Linked DNA regions of Homo sapiens: all the other regions are linked to region 3. A link is a contact called in ENCODE Hi-C or POLR2A ChIA-PET data. All regions are on one chromosome and are shown on one strand. The core of a region is the stretch at or near the end of the contact, and the rest is flanking DNA. Distances in the headings are between cores, read along the strand shown. Region 1 holds the start of RALGDS (ral guanine nucleotide dissociation stimulator). Region 2 has its middle 19 kb from the start of GBGT1. Region 3 holds the start of BRD3 (bromodomain containing 3).

What was found. A loop is a pair of places that touch in the nucleus more often than their neighbours do. ChIA-PET counts read pairs that join two places held with the same protein, here RNA polymerase II (POLR2A). Pooled maps may share reads with other maps.
Region 1: a map of CD8-positive, alpha-beta T cell shows a loop between it and region 3 (21-fold over the local background). The contact joins the promoter of RALGDS here to the promoter of BRD3 in region 3. A Hi-C loop is called at or near these places in 3 of 168 maps with a recorded cell type or tissue (A673, CD8-positive, alpha-beta T cell and naive thymus-derived CD4-positive, alpha-beta T cell), 7 of 37 single-sample maps with no recorded cell type and 14 of 50 pooled maps.
Region 2: a map of B cell shows a loop between it and region 3 (15-fold over the local background). The contact joins the enhancer-like site here to the promoter of BRD3 in region 3. A Hi-C loop is called at or near these places in 4 of 168 maps with a recorded cell type or tissue (B cell, CD8-positive, alpha-beta T cell, naive thymus-derived CD4-positive, alpha-beta T cell and 1 more), 22 of 37 single-sample maps with no recorded cell type and 17 of 50 pooled maps. POLR2A ChIA-PET finds 5 or more read pairs at or near these places in 1 of 52 experiments (activated T-cell).

What each region holds. Positions count from the first base shown.
Region 1 is chr9:133,119,443-133,123,944 of GRCh38, forward strand. It overlaps RALGDS (ral guanine nucleotide dissociation stimulator), which reads right to left and starts at 1,798. Exons shown (of 18, transcript NM_006266.4): 1 at 1,530-1,798. The coding sequence starts at 1,712. RefSeq lists an enhancer at 702-1,398 and a silencer at 1,378-2,087.
Region 2 is chr9:133,142,639-133,146,539 of GRCh38, forward strand. It overlaps a transcript of RALGDS not described here. Among named protein-coding and RNA genes, the nearest start is that of GBGT1, 19 kb to the right of the region's middle. RefSeq lists enhancers at 1-50, 450-579, 630-719, 1,172-1,731 and silencers at 1,878-1,977, 2,008-2,127. Within about 2 kb of position 1,818, at least 27 of the 41 ENCODE cell types and tissues checked have a DNase peak (open chromatin) inside an H3K27ac peak, as active enhancers do; they include B cell, CD8-positive, alpha-beta T cell and natural killer cell, where a contact is called at or near this core.
Region 3 is chr9:134,066,775-134,070,742 of GRCh38, forward strand. It overlaps BRD3 (bromodomain containing 3), which reads right to left and starts at 1,252. Exons shown (of 12, transcript NM_007371.4): 1 at 1,171-1,252. RefSeq lists silencers at 698-947, 1,128-1,857.

The sequences.
Region 1 (4,502 bases), core at 548-3,047, 950 kb before region 3:
GGATCTCAGTGCTGAGGCTGGGCAAGGAGCGCCAGGGCCAGAGAGAGGGAAGACAAGACCCCCAGGCAGGGGTGGGGCTCAGCTCTGCCTCTCCCTCAGTTCCTCAGGGACGGAGAGAGGGAACCTGCACGGCCACTGTGAGCGCTCCGCCGGACCCTCCCAGCACACAAAGCCCGAGCTGCTGCCAGAGGTAATGAAAGCCAGATGAGCGCTGGGCTGGTGTCAGCCTCCCACCCCCACCCTCCCAGGGGTCCCTCTCCAGCCGCCAATGAGGACCAGAGCCCTGGATAGATGAGGGTTGAGGGAACACGTCTGGTCCGGCCATCTGCCAAGCTCAGGAGGAAAGGGTCTCTCAGGCGTGTGGTGTTCCCCCACCAAGAGCTCTGCCCAACACTGGGCGGAGAAACAAGTCGCATCCAGGCCCTGTCTAGGTACCGGGACACCAAGAGGCACGAGACTCAGGCTAACAATCGCCAGCAATCACAACGCGCCACAGTCTAAAGCCATGAAGCGACTGGAGACGCAGCAAGGCAACACGATGCCGCACGGGGACTCAGGAGGTTCACTGTGAAGGCTGCAGCCCAGCCAAAGCTCTGATGGGCCCTGAGCCCCCGATCCAGGAATGGCCTCTGTGCAGGCCCTGTGCCCAGGCAGAGCAGGGCGAGGGGGGCATCTCTGGATTCCACTCCCTCTGCTGTGTAGTCAGCAGCAGTCAGGTGGGAGGCAGATGGCACCACCCAGAGACCCAGGGCACACGAGAAACAAGCCCCCGCCCTCACCTAGTCACCCTCCCCTCCATCCATCACAGGTACACCACTCCCTTCTCTGAATCCTACCCAGTCCTTACCGATTCAGGGTGTTGGCACTCTTTCCAGTTAAGCAGAAACAAGTCTTGCCCGCCCTGGGCCTGGGCCACCCTCCTCCCCTCACCACCAGGACATCTGGTCCCACGTGTTGGAGGCCTGCTGCTCCACCCCATCCCCCGACCCCCCCCCCACCCCGCTCTGAGCAGCCCCGATGTCCCTGGTCACCAGATCCACATCTGCCCCAAGTAGGGTCTGTCTGGAAGGCCCCTATGGTCTCATCACCTCTGAGGATTCTAGGATTTGGCCTTCCCGACCACTTGTTCCACACCTGCATCGTAAAGGCTAACGACGCGCTGCGGGCCCTGGGTGGGAACTGAGTGAAATAAGGCACAGGCCACCGATGTAAACAGGGACAGTGCCGCAGAAAAAGGTCCACCTGGGCTGCAGCGGCCTTGGTGACAGCAGGCCCTGGAACGGTATTGAGGGGCGCAAAACCCCAGCCGTGGTCCCTACTGTTGGACGGGGCGCGGCGGCAGCCCCCACTGCCCACCCTGCTGGCTGATTTCTGCAGAAGGCCCCGACCCCCACCTATGGAGGAGAGAGGAGGGAGGCGGCCCGCTGGGATCGCCCGGCCCCGTCCGGGGCTCGCCCCGACCTGCCCAGCTCTGCCGCGGGTGGGGAGGCTCCGACGCACCCCCCGCCCGACCGCCCCAGCTCACCCACCTCCGGGCGCGGCAGGTCGGGGTCTAGCTGCGTGAAGCTGTGCAGCACCACCGGGCAGCTGTCGGGGACGCCCACCTCCAGGCGCACGGCGTCCCACACGCTGCGGCTCCGCCGGGAGCCCGGAAACAGCGGCTCGGCGCCGCCAGCAGGCCCGGCCGCCTCGGCCCACATGCGCTGCACCATGGAAGGCTCGCAGCGCGGGCGCGGGGCCGGCCCGGCGCGCGGCGGGGGCGGCGGCGCGGCCCGCGCGGCTGGGCTTTGCCACCGCTGTGAGCCCGCGGCCCGGCCCTGCTGATGTCAGGCTGGGGGGCGGGGCCGGAGGGGAAGAGGGTGGGGCCGGGGAGGGGCGGAACCGGAGAGTCCGAGGGACGCGTGCGTGCGCGCGCCCGCGGCCCCGCCCTCGCCGAGGTCAGACCCGGGGCGGGACCGGGAGCCTGGAGGGGCGGGGTCTGAACAAAGAGGGCGGGGCCGGGGAGGTCGAGGGGTGCGCGTTGGCTGGGTCTCCCGGAGGACCGGCTGTCACGTGTGTCGTGGGGCCTTGGGTACCCCGGTTAGGCACCGTTTGCGTGTCACGCTGCTGCAGTGCGTGTGTTGCGTAGGGCTGAAATGTGTACGTGCTGATCATGTGTGGGGAAGCCGCCCTGGAGTCAGCTACCCCGAATTCCAGCAAAGCCTCTCCCCAACTCTGTGGCCTTCCACAAGTTGCTTAACCCCTCTGAGCCTCACTGTTTCTTCATCTGGAAAATCTGGGTAGTGAAAATGACTTCCTCAAACAGTTGCGGGGAGGATGACATTACGTAATGGACATGAAGCACTCAGCACTGAGCACCTGCACCTGACTACAGGCTCAGGCGGAGTTTGGAGAGGCTGACCATGTGTTCAGTGACCCTGTCAGTGCAATTGGAAATCCTGAGTGTGGGGCTGTGTGTGCAGTGGGGGAAAGGGTCAGAGAGTGGGGCCCTACCTTTTTGGGGCAAAGCCCCACACTATCCCCTTACAGACACCCTCAGAGGAGGGGAAGCCAGGGAGGTGGGGGAGAGCGGAAGGCACCAAGGTTGGGGCTGAGAGGCATCTGACAAGGAGGAAGGCATCAAGAGTGACAACGCTGGGCAGAGCACATGGCTGCGTGGCCTGTCAGCTGGGGCTGCTTGTGGCTTGGACATCCCTGGTCTCAGGGTGGAAGTGGGGCTGCTGGGGCTGAAGGGGAAGCAGGGACAGGGACATCCTCAACTACTCTTTCTGGAAGCCAGTGAGGAAGGAAGACAGCCTGGGGCTTAACAGCAGGGCCAGGAGAATGGATGAATGAATGGGACCCTTCCTCATGCCTCACTCATCACTGGGCCTGCCCTGGCCTCAGCCTTCAGTCTTCATGGAGGCCAGCAATTGCTGCCAGCAGCCCTGGCCATGCCAACCTCCCCAGGTCTGGTCCGTACTATTGGGCCTCAGTTTCTCCATCTGTAAACTGAGAGGGCGGGACCAGACAGCACATTCCACGAGCACATCTTGCCCCCTTCCCAAGTGCCAATCCTCAGACACCCACGAAACACTTCCACTGTGACTGGAGTGAGGCGGCAGTTCATCCGTTCAGAACAAGACCCCCATGTGCACACGACTAGAAGGGCCTACTTCACAAAAATTATGGTGGTAAGTTGCAGCTGGGTGGAAGCTCTACTGGTTTTCATTTTACTTCTCTGAATTTCTAATTTCTAAAATCAGTATTTTAATAATCAGCTCTATGTGATAAATGCTGTTTTTGAGACAGTCTCACTGTCACCCAGGCTGGAGTGCAGTGGTGTGATCTCGGCTCACTAAGGCCTCCGCCTCTTGGGGTCAAGTGATTTTCCTGCCTCAGCCTCTCGAGGAGCTGGGATTATAGGCACCTGCCACCATGCCCAGCTAGTTCTGTATTTTTCGTAGAGACAGGGTTTCACCATGTTGGCCAGGCTGATCTTGAACTCCTGACCTCAAGTGAACCGCTCGCCTCGGCCTCCCAAAGAGCTGGGATTACAGGCAGGAGCACTACGCCCAGCCTGTTTTTGTTTTTTTTTTAAGAAGCAAGATGGGTAGATTTGATTTGGGATGGAGATCCCTAGAGGCTGTTTAGGAAGCCTCCAAGCCGTTTGGCCAGGGAGGGTAATGTGGGTGAGGCGTATTTCGAGGCAGGAGGTCCCCACAGGGCCACAAAGAGGTGACCGAGACACTGCCCTCGGCCCTAAGCTCCTCCTCCCATCCCTTTCTTCTGGGGCCAAGCTCCCAATGCCTCCGGAAACTGAAAGTCCAGAAGCTGCCTGCCACTGACTTTATCTCCTCTGCTCTCTTTATCTCCTTCGCTGAGTGATGGGCCTGGGAACAAGCGCCCACCCGTTTTATAGCCCAGAAGGACAAGTGACTCATGAGGACATAGAGGAATCACCACTATTCTGGCCTTGAAGGTCCTGGGTGCTGGGGCGAGGGGTGGCCCCAAGGAGGCTGGAGTGGTGAAGAGTAAAGAATTCATCACACTAAACCCCCCAACGCGGCTGGCCTGGCTCCCTCCCATCTGACTATATCATCTACAGGAGCCAGGGCGGGGGAGGGCGTTACTTAGCCAGTCCCTCTGGCCGGTGTCTGTTTTTACAAAGTTCCTCTTCCTGCCTTGTTCCCCTACCTTTGGGACTCACCTCCCAACTTCTGGGAAGCCTGATCACTGCTCTGGCTGTACATGAGACACACACACACAGACAGACACAAAGATACACAGAGATGCACACACAGAGACACACACATAGAGACAGAGACACAGACACACACACACACACAGAGACACAAAGATACACAGAGATGCACACACAGAGACACACACAGAGAGACAGAGACACAGACACACACACACACACACAGACACACAAAGATACACAGAGATGCACACAGAGACACACACATAGAGACAGAGACACAGACACACACACACACACAGAGACACAAAGATACACA
Region 2 (3,901 bases), core at 568-3,067, 920 kb before region 3:
GGGCCCACATACCCCTGGCCCTAAGACTCTTTGAGGCTCCAGAATCAAGAACCCCCAAAATGCAAAGCCCAGAGTCCAAGGCCTTCATTAGAGCAGGGAGACGATGAAAGGGGCTCATTAGCTCTGTTTATGTCTCCTTGCCGCCATTAACCACCACTTGGGGCCTAGGGCCTCCCAGCCCCGCCCTGCCCAGCAGCCGGGCCCAGCCCTGACCGTTGGAAGGCCACTGTAATTGGAAGGAATGTGGTCCTGGTGCCTGGCCCTTCCCAGGCTTGTGTGCACACGGGGAGGCGCCATTGCCAAGCTGCCACTACCTAGCTGTGGGAGTTCCTTCCCCTTCCAGTGCCTCAGTTTCCCCACCTGGAAGTGAGGATGGCAGTGGCACTTATCTTGCAGAGTGCTGAGCAGATACAAGGGACACTTTAGCACAAGGCCTACAGGCTGGCTGTCATCACCAGGCACCTCTGCAGCAGGGGACAGAGGGAAGGACTCTGTGGAGAATAGTCCTGTGGCTAGCGTGCAATGGTGACTGACCACGCCACTGATGGCAGAGTGGCCACTGAATCCAGGTCCCCAGGCTCGCAGCCCATGCCTTCTCCACAAGATCTGTCTGCCCCATACCCCTGAGCCTTCCACAGAAGCCAGGGTGCTTCCCACAGGCCAGGCACCCAGCGCCAGCCAGGTGTACAGAGGCCAGTATCTGCTGTGTGAATCAATCGCTGAACCAACTGTCAAGGACCAGCAGCCTCAGGGGCGGGCCTGGTAGCTCGGTGAGCGAGGAGGTGGTGGGAGGGCCTTGTGCGGGTAGGGAGGTGACAGTAAGAAATGGCCTCTTGCTGGATGCAGTGTCTCAAGCCTTTAATCCTAGCAGTTTGGGAGGCCGAGGCGGGGGGAATCCCTTGAGCCCAGGTGTTTGAGACCAGCCTGGGCAACATGGTGAAACTGTTTCTACAAAAAAAATCCAAAAATTAGCTGGGAGTGTTGGCGTGCACCTGCCGCCCCAGCTACTCTGGAGGTCTGAGCCCAGGAGGTCGAGGACGCAGTGAGCCGTGATCTGGCCCCTGCACTGCAGCCTGGGCCACAGAGCAAGACCCTGTCTCAATAATAATAATAATAATAATAATAATAATAATAACAACAACAACAACAATAATAATAATAATAATAATAATAATAATAATAAAATAAAGGAATGGCTTCCACTCATTCCACTCCTGGGCCAGCGGCCCGCTGTGCACTCCGCTCCCTTTCGCTGATGCCATGTGAGCAGCTCCATGGCGGGGACCTGACCCCTGCTCCTCAGCCCCACACTGCCTCGCCCCTTTGTATATCAAAGGCGCCTCTGAGGGGCTGTGCTGACCCCCACCAGGAGCAGCAGGACCACCTCAGGCATCCCAGCTCCCCTGAGGCAGGGTCTGGGGCTGGGGTTGGGGGGAAGGACCCCTCAAGTCTCTATCTGCACAGACAGCCCACCCGTGCCCAGGGCTGCCTTCCGAGCACCCGCAGACCTGGGCCTGCAGTAACAGGAGAGCTATCTGCAAACCGCAGTGTCATCAGCCGCACGGCCTCTGGAGAGGCCTGAGAAAGGCCGGCTCAGCTTGCAGGCGAGGAACCAAACGAAAGGCAAACTCCTGGCCCCTGCAGCCTCGCAGGTCCCCTATCCCTCCTCCCTGCCTTCCTTTCCGCCCCGCTGACACCACGGTCTGCAAACCATGGTCCTCCTCGCCACCCCTGTCACCTCCTCCTCCGCCCCCCGCCGGCCTCCGACGCAAAGTCGCCACCCAGTCACCCCGCCTCGGCCCCGCCTGGTTTGATTTCCTCCCGTGTGTGTCACCCATGAGGTGGCCGTGCCCCTGGCCTGTTTACAGCTGTGCGCAAGCTCCTCGCGACCCGAAAGCGAGACCTTTGTCTGCGGCAGCTCCGCGCCGGGCTGGGCGGCCGCACGGGAGGGCACAGCGCCACCTGCTGGTGCTGCCGCCAGAGCGCGCCAAGCTGAGGAGCAGGCGGGCTCCGCTCACGCCCCCACACCCCCTGGCTGGGGGCTGGGTTCCTGCGATGTCTTCCGACTCCCCGCTGCTCCCCTAGTCCCCGTAGGCACGCGGGTACCCGGCCTTTGGGAGGGGGATCATTCCCAATACTCCTGTTACGGGTTGAACTGTGTCCCTGAACAAAAAGATCTCTGGTACCCGTGAATGAGATCTTATTTGGAAATAGGGTCTGTGCGGATAGAATCCGGATGAGGTCATACTGGATTAGGGTGGGCCTTAATCCAATGACTGCTATCCTTATGATAACAGGGAAAATTGGACAGACACGCACAGGCGGACAGACACGAACTGATGAAGGCACAGTTTGCAGTCACACGTCTACAAAACCAGGAACGAATGCCAAGGAAACTGGCAGCCACCAGAGGTTGGAAGATGCAAGGAAGTATCCTCTCCTAGAACCTTCAGAGACAGCATGGCCTTGCTGACCCCTGGATTTTGGACTTCTGGCCTTTAGAACTGTGAGAGAATACATTTCTGTTGTGTTGAGCCACCCAGCACTTTGTGACAGCAGCCCAGGAAGCTGACCCGATAGACACTGGTCCCAGTCATCACCCTCTGTGCCATCACCACACCTCCCCTCCACGAATCAACCACGACCACAGGACACCTCCTTCTGGAATCTCTCTGTGCCCACGCACTCCCCAGATGAGCACTTCCCCTTCCCCTGGCAACTCCCCGGATTCTTGTTACCCCCACCCCCCGCCCCGGCATGGCCTGGGCCCAGGAGACAGATACGAAATGAATGAGTGAATATCCACCTTTGCTACTTCGTCATATTCAGATGTTCGTAAAAATCTGTATGTTCGTCATATTCAGATGTTCGTAAAAATCAAGTGGCAGCAGTGCTGGGGGTTAAGGAAATGGGGAGAGTGATGGCAGATGTGTGAGGGGAGACAAGGGGCACTTCCAGGTACTCACAGCCACCCTGGGAGCTGGGACAGCCAACCAGTGTGTTCTCATGCTCCCAGCCCCTGAGGCTCAGAGAGGGGAAGCCATCTGGGTCACCAAGCTCCTGCCTCTTGCCAGTTCTGTGACCCCAAACTAGCCATTGTGCCTTTCAGGGCCTCCCCAGTCTCCTGACCTGCACAATGGGGATGGTTCTAACGTCTACTTCCTGGGGACATCACCACGCTAATGTGAGACAATACTACAAAACCTGTTAGCTGCCTCACAGACTTAGAGATGGAAGGATTAGGAAGGAAAAGGGCCTTCAGAGACTGCAGGGTCCTGCTGACCCCTGGATTTTGGACCTCTGGCCTTTACAACTGTGAGGAAAGAAACTTCTCACAGGGGCGAGACACAGCCCGGAATACAAGTCGGACAGGCTGGGCACTGGTGCTGTGATCTGGGGAAAGTCACTCCCTTCTTGGTCTGGTTTCCTCATTTGCACCATGAACGGGTTGAAAATGAAGCAAAAATCAGATATCGGCCCCCTGTGGCATATGGGAGCATCTTCCAATGGGAACACCTTCCAATGGCTCCCATGATGTTTGTTTGTTTGTTTGTTCGTTTGTTTATTGAGACAGGGTCTGGCTCCGTCGCCCAGGCTGGAGTGCAGTGGCATGATCTTGGCTCACTGCACTCATCACCTCCCAGGTTCAAGTGATTTTCCTGCCTCAGCCTCCGGAGTAGCTGGGATTATAGGCACCTGCCGAGACACCCAGCTAATTTTTGTATTTCTTTTTTGTAGAGACGGGGTTTCACCACGTTGGCCAGGCTGGTGTTGAACTCCTGACCTCAGGTGATCCACCCGCCTCGGCCTCCCAAAATGCTGAGATTACAGGTGTGAGCCACCGCGCCCAGCCTCCGTTATGTTTAGAATCAGGCCTGACTGCCTCCTCTCAGACACTGTC
Region 3 (3,968 bases), core at 2-2,501:
AATGACCAAGTTTAATGTAAGGGGGAGAAATCCCAGTATCTATTTCTGAGCAGAAAGCTTTCAACCAAAATTAAAGATCGCAACCACTCAAGGATTGGGTCGAACGGAGGAACCCACACGATGGACGCCGGGTCCCTGCCCCCGGTGGGTCTCGGCGGGCCGAGTTCTCGCCCTCCAGGGAAAGGAGGCCGCGCGAAGCCCCCATCCCGGCCCTGCCCCCGAACGAGCAACCGGTGGAATAAGACTTCCCGCACGCCCCAGCTTTATTCACAGAGAGCCCACCAGGGCCATGTGGGTGTACACGGTTCGGGGTGCGCATTTCTCCCCGGATGGGCTTGTATCACGTTGTCACTCCGGCGCCCCCCAAAAGTGGGAAGGAGGGGAAGCACCCCCGTCCCTCCCGCTCCAACTCGCCCTCGCCCGGATTAAGCGATTTTCAGGCTGATTTCAAAACGGGAACTGGGTCTCCCCCTGGTTTGGGTGCAATAATCCGGCAACTCAGGGGGGCTCAAAGTCAGCTCTGGGCCCGTAACTCTGGGAGGAGGCCGCGCAGAGCCCAGGGCCGAGCCCGGCCTTGCCCCCCGCCCCGGCCGCGGCGCGCGGCGACGGTCCCCAGGCGCGGGCCCCAGCAACGGCTCGGGAGCGAGGCCGGCGGAACAGGCGCGGGGAAAGTGGCCCCGCGGAGCGCACGGCCGCAGGCCGGGGCCGCCGCGCGCACCTTCCCCCTCCGCGTCCTCCCTGGGTTCCCCCTTCGAAAGATGGCGGGCGGAGGAAAGGGGGAAAAAAATCCCTTCCGTGAGGGAGGGCGCGCGGAGGCCGGGCTGGCGCGGGGCGCGCGGGCCGCGCCAACTCCGGGCTGCGCGCCCCGGCCGCAGCGACGCCCCGAGTCCGGGACGGAGGCGGCCAAGCGGGAGCGGGAGGAGGGGAGCGGAGCCCGCGCCACCGCCGCCGCCACCGCCGCCGCGACCCCGGGCGGCCGCCGCGCTTTGTTGCATCGTGGCCGCGCACAAAGGCGGCGGCGGCGGCGGCGGCCCCGGGCGCCCGGTTCACCCGGACGCGCCGGCGGACTGCGCGGGGCGCTCGGGGCCGCGCTCCCCGGCCCAGCCCGGCCCGCCGCCGCCCGCGCCGCCCGCCGCCCCGCGCGCGCAAGGAAGCAAGAGAAAGGCGTACTTGGCCTCGCGGCTCCGGCGGCCGTCCCCTCCCGGCCCGCGCGGCCGGCTCCTCTTTGGCTCGCCGGCCCCGGCAGCATAATAGACGCGCCGGAGCCGAGCAGGGCTCATGCGCTGCGCCGCGGCGCCTGGCGGGAGTCGTAGTCCGCGGCCGGGCCCGCGCCGGGGCCGCCCAGGGGAGGCCGCGGGCGCGCGGACTACATGTCCCGGCCCCGCCGGCGCCGCGCCCCGCCCCGGGGGCCCCCGCCCGCCCCGCCGACCCGGCCGAGAGCGGGCCTGGCCCGGGGGGCGCGCGGGGGCGGGGCTCGGCGCCCGCCCGGCAGGGCAACAACGCTGGGACCCCGTGGGCCGTTCCCCGCCCGGGCCCGCACGGCTCTCCTCACCCCGTGTCGGGGACAGCGCCTGGCGGCGGATTTTCCGGTGCCCCAGGACGGCATGGAAGAAGCGGGCACGCAGCCAGCACCGCAGCCCCCGTCCGGGCACCCCGAGGCCCGCGGGAGCCACCCTCGAACCCCGGCCGCGCACGGGCGGGGCGGCGCGCACCTGCCGGGAGCCCGTGTTTGTAAACAAACCGCGCGCCTAATTAGCCTGGCGGGAGCGCGCGCGCGGGGCGGGGGGCGGGGCGTCGGTGCGCGCGGGCAGGTCGGCCCCGCCCGGGGAGGAGCCGCGCTCTGCCGCGCCCTCCGTGTCACCATCTCCCCCACCCGACTTGCTGGGGCGCGGGCGCCCAAGTTCGCTGTTGCTGGAGAGGGCGCCAAGTCCCCAGAGCTGGCGAAGAGTTAGGGGTGCTCCCAGCTCTGCCTGGGGACCTTCTCGCCCCAAGCCCCGGTTTCCCCATCTGCCCAGTGAGGGGCGGGAACTAGATACCAGGTTCCCAGCCTGAGATTCCGGGAGAGGGCCACCCCTGGCCCTTTTTCTGTATCTTGAAAGGTTCAGCCCGTGGACACGTTTTGCATCTTGTTTTGGGTGATGACGACTCGGGTTTACACATAAATCAAGTTGTGGGGGGGGGGGTTTTGTTGTTTTTTTGGTTTTTGTTTTTTTTTTTTTTTTTTGAGACGTTAGTTTCGCTCTTGTCACCCAGGCTGGAGTGCTGTAGTGTAGTGAGTGGCTCGATCTCGGCTCACTGCAACGTCCGCCTCCCGGGTTCAAGCCATTCTCCTGGCTCAGCCTCCCGAGTAGCTGAGATTACAGGCACCCGCCACCACGCCCGGCTAATTTTTGTATTTTTTAGTAGAGATGGGGTTTCACCGTGTTGACTGGGCTGTTCTCAAACTCCTGACGTGAGATGATCCGCCCACCGCGGACTCCCAAAGTGCTGGGATTACAAGCGTGAGCCAACGCACCCGGCCACATAAATCAATTTTAATCCAGCTGTAACTTAAGGTGGTTACACGTTGTGTACATTAGACCCCAATAAAAACGTCAAAAACAAAACGAGGTTCCTTGGTGCCTGCTGAACCTGCCAACTGCAAGGTCGAGTTTCCTTGTGTGGGCTGCACCCACCCCAAGCCCCTGGGGTCCCCAGGTGTGTTCCAAGTTGAGCAGCAGCTCCACTGCCTGAAATGCACACATCTATGCAATATTCACAAAGTGAGTGCCAGCACAGAGACAATTCATCCCCATGCTCACCCAGAAGGCAGGTGTTCTGTTCCAGGCTGACAGGTAAGGAAACAGGCTCAGTGAGGCAAAGGGTCCTGCCCAAGGTCACAGAGCCAATTTGCAGGACGGCTGAGACCCAAAGCCCCGGGGTCTTAGGAAGAGTTTGCAGGGGAAGCCAACACCTTTCCCAATCCTGTCCCTCTGTTTCTGCTGGGAGCCCAGGACCTTCTCACACTCCAGGGCAAGGCTCTAGGACGAGGTTCCAGCCTTGCCTTTCTAGTTGGCAAAATGGACAAAGTGCAGTCCTCAGGCGCAGGAAGGTCGGGGAGGGGGAATATGAGAGGTGAGGATCTGCAGGCAGTTCCCTTAGAACTACCATCCTGGTTGTGTCCCCAAACCCCCGGTGCAGTTCCTCAACCTACAGGCTTCTGTGTTAGCCACCTTGGAGGCTGCAACCCATTCCTGCTGTCTGCATCTCATCTCCTTGGGTATCTTGAGCACTCTGACCACCAGGATGGCCACCTCACCACTTACACAGACCCCACTGCACTCCTCCCAAGGCTAGAACAAAAAGCCTTTCCGCCTGGTCTTGACCTCAAGGAACCCAGGTACATGCACACAGCAGGCTGCCCTGACCAGCCAGCGTGTCTGAGGCTGCTGACCAAATGCCCCCAACCCTTATGGGCCTCCCACTGCCCTAAGGTGACCCCCAGGAGTATGGCAGGAACCCAGGCGCTCCCTGGGCACTGGCTCTGATGGAAGCACCAAGGTCCCCTTCTTTCCCTTCCCGCTGCTCACCCACACATGAGTGGCCCGGATGGCTCCATGGAGCCAACTTTCCCGAGGCTGGAGAAGTCTCTAGGAAGCAGAATCTGTAAGGGAACAGGACAGAAACTCTCATTTGAGCATCTCAGCCCCTGTGCTACTATCTCTGAAGACTAGTTTAGGGGCCACAGTGGCAAACAGCTGAAAGCCAGCAGGGCTGCCATTGAGAAGGGATTTGGGGTGGCTCTGCAGTCCCCTCCAGCCCCTAGCAGCCCATCATCCTCTCCCTTCCTGCTCAGGCTCTTGGAATTTTAACCTCTGGTACTGCTGAATTTCCCAAGTGAAGCCACTTAATCTCCCCGACCCAGGTTTCCTCCCCTGTCACAGGAGGATAAAAATAGAACCTGATCCCGCAGCTCTGGTAAGGGAGGG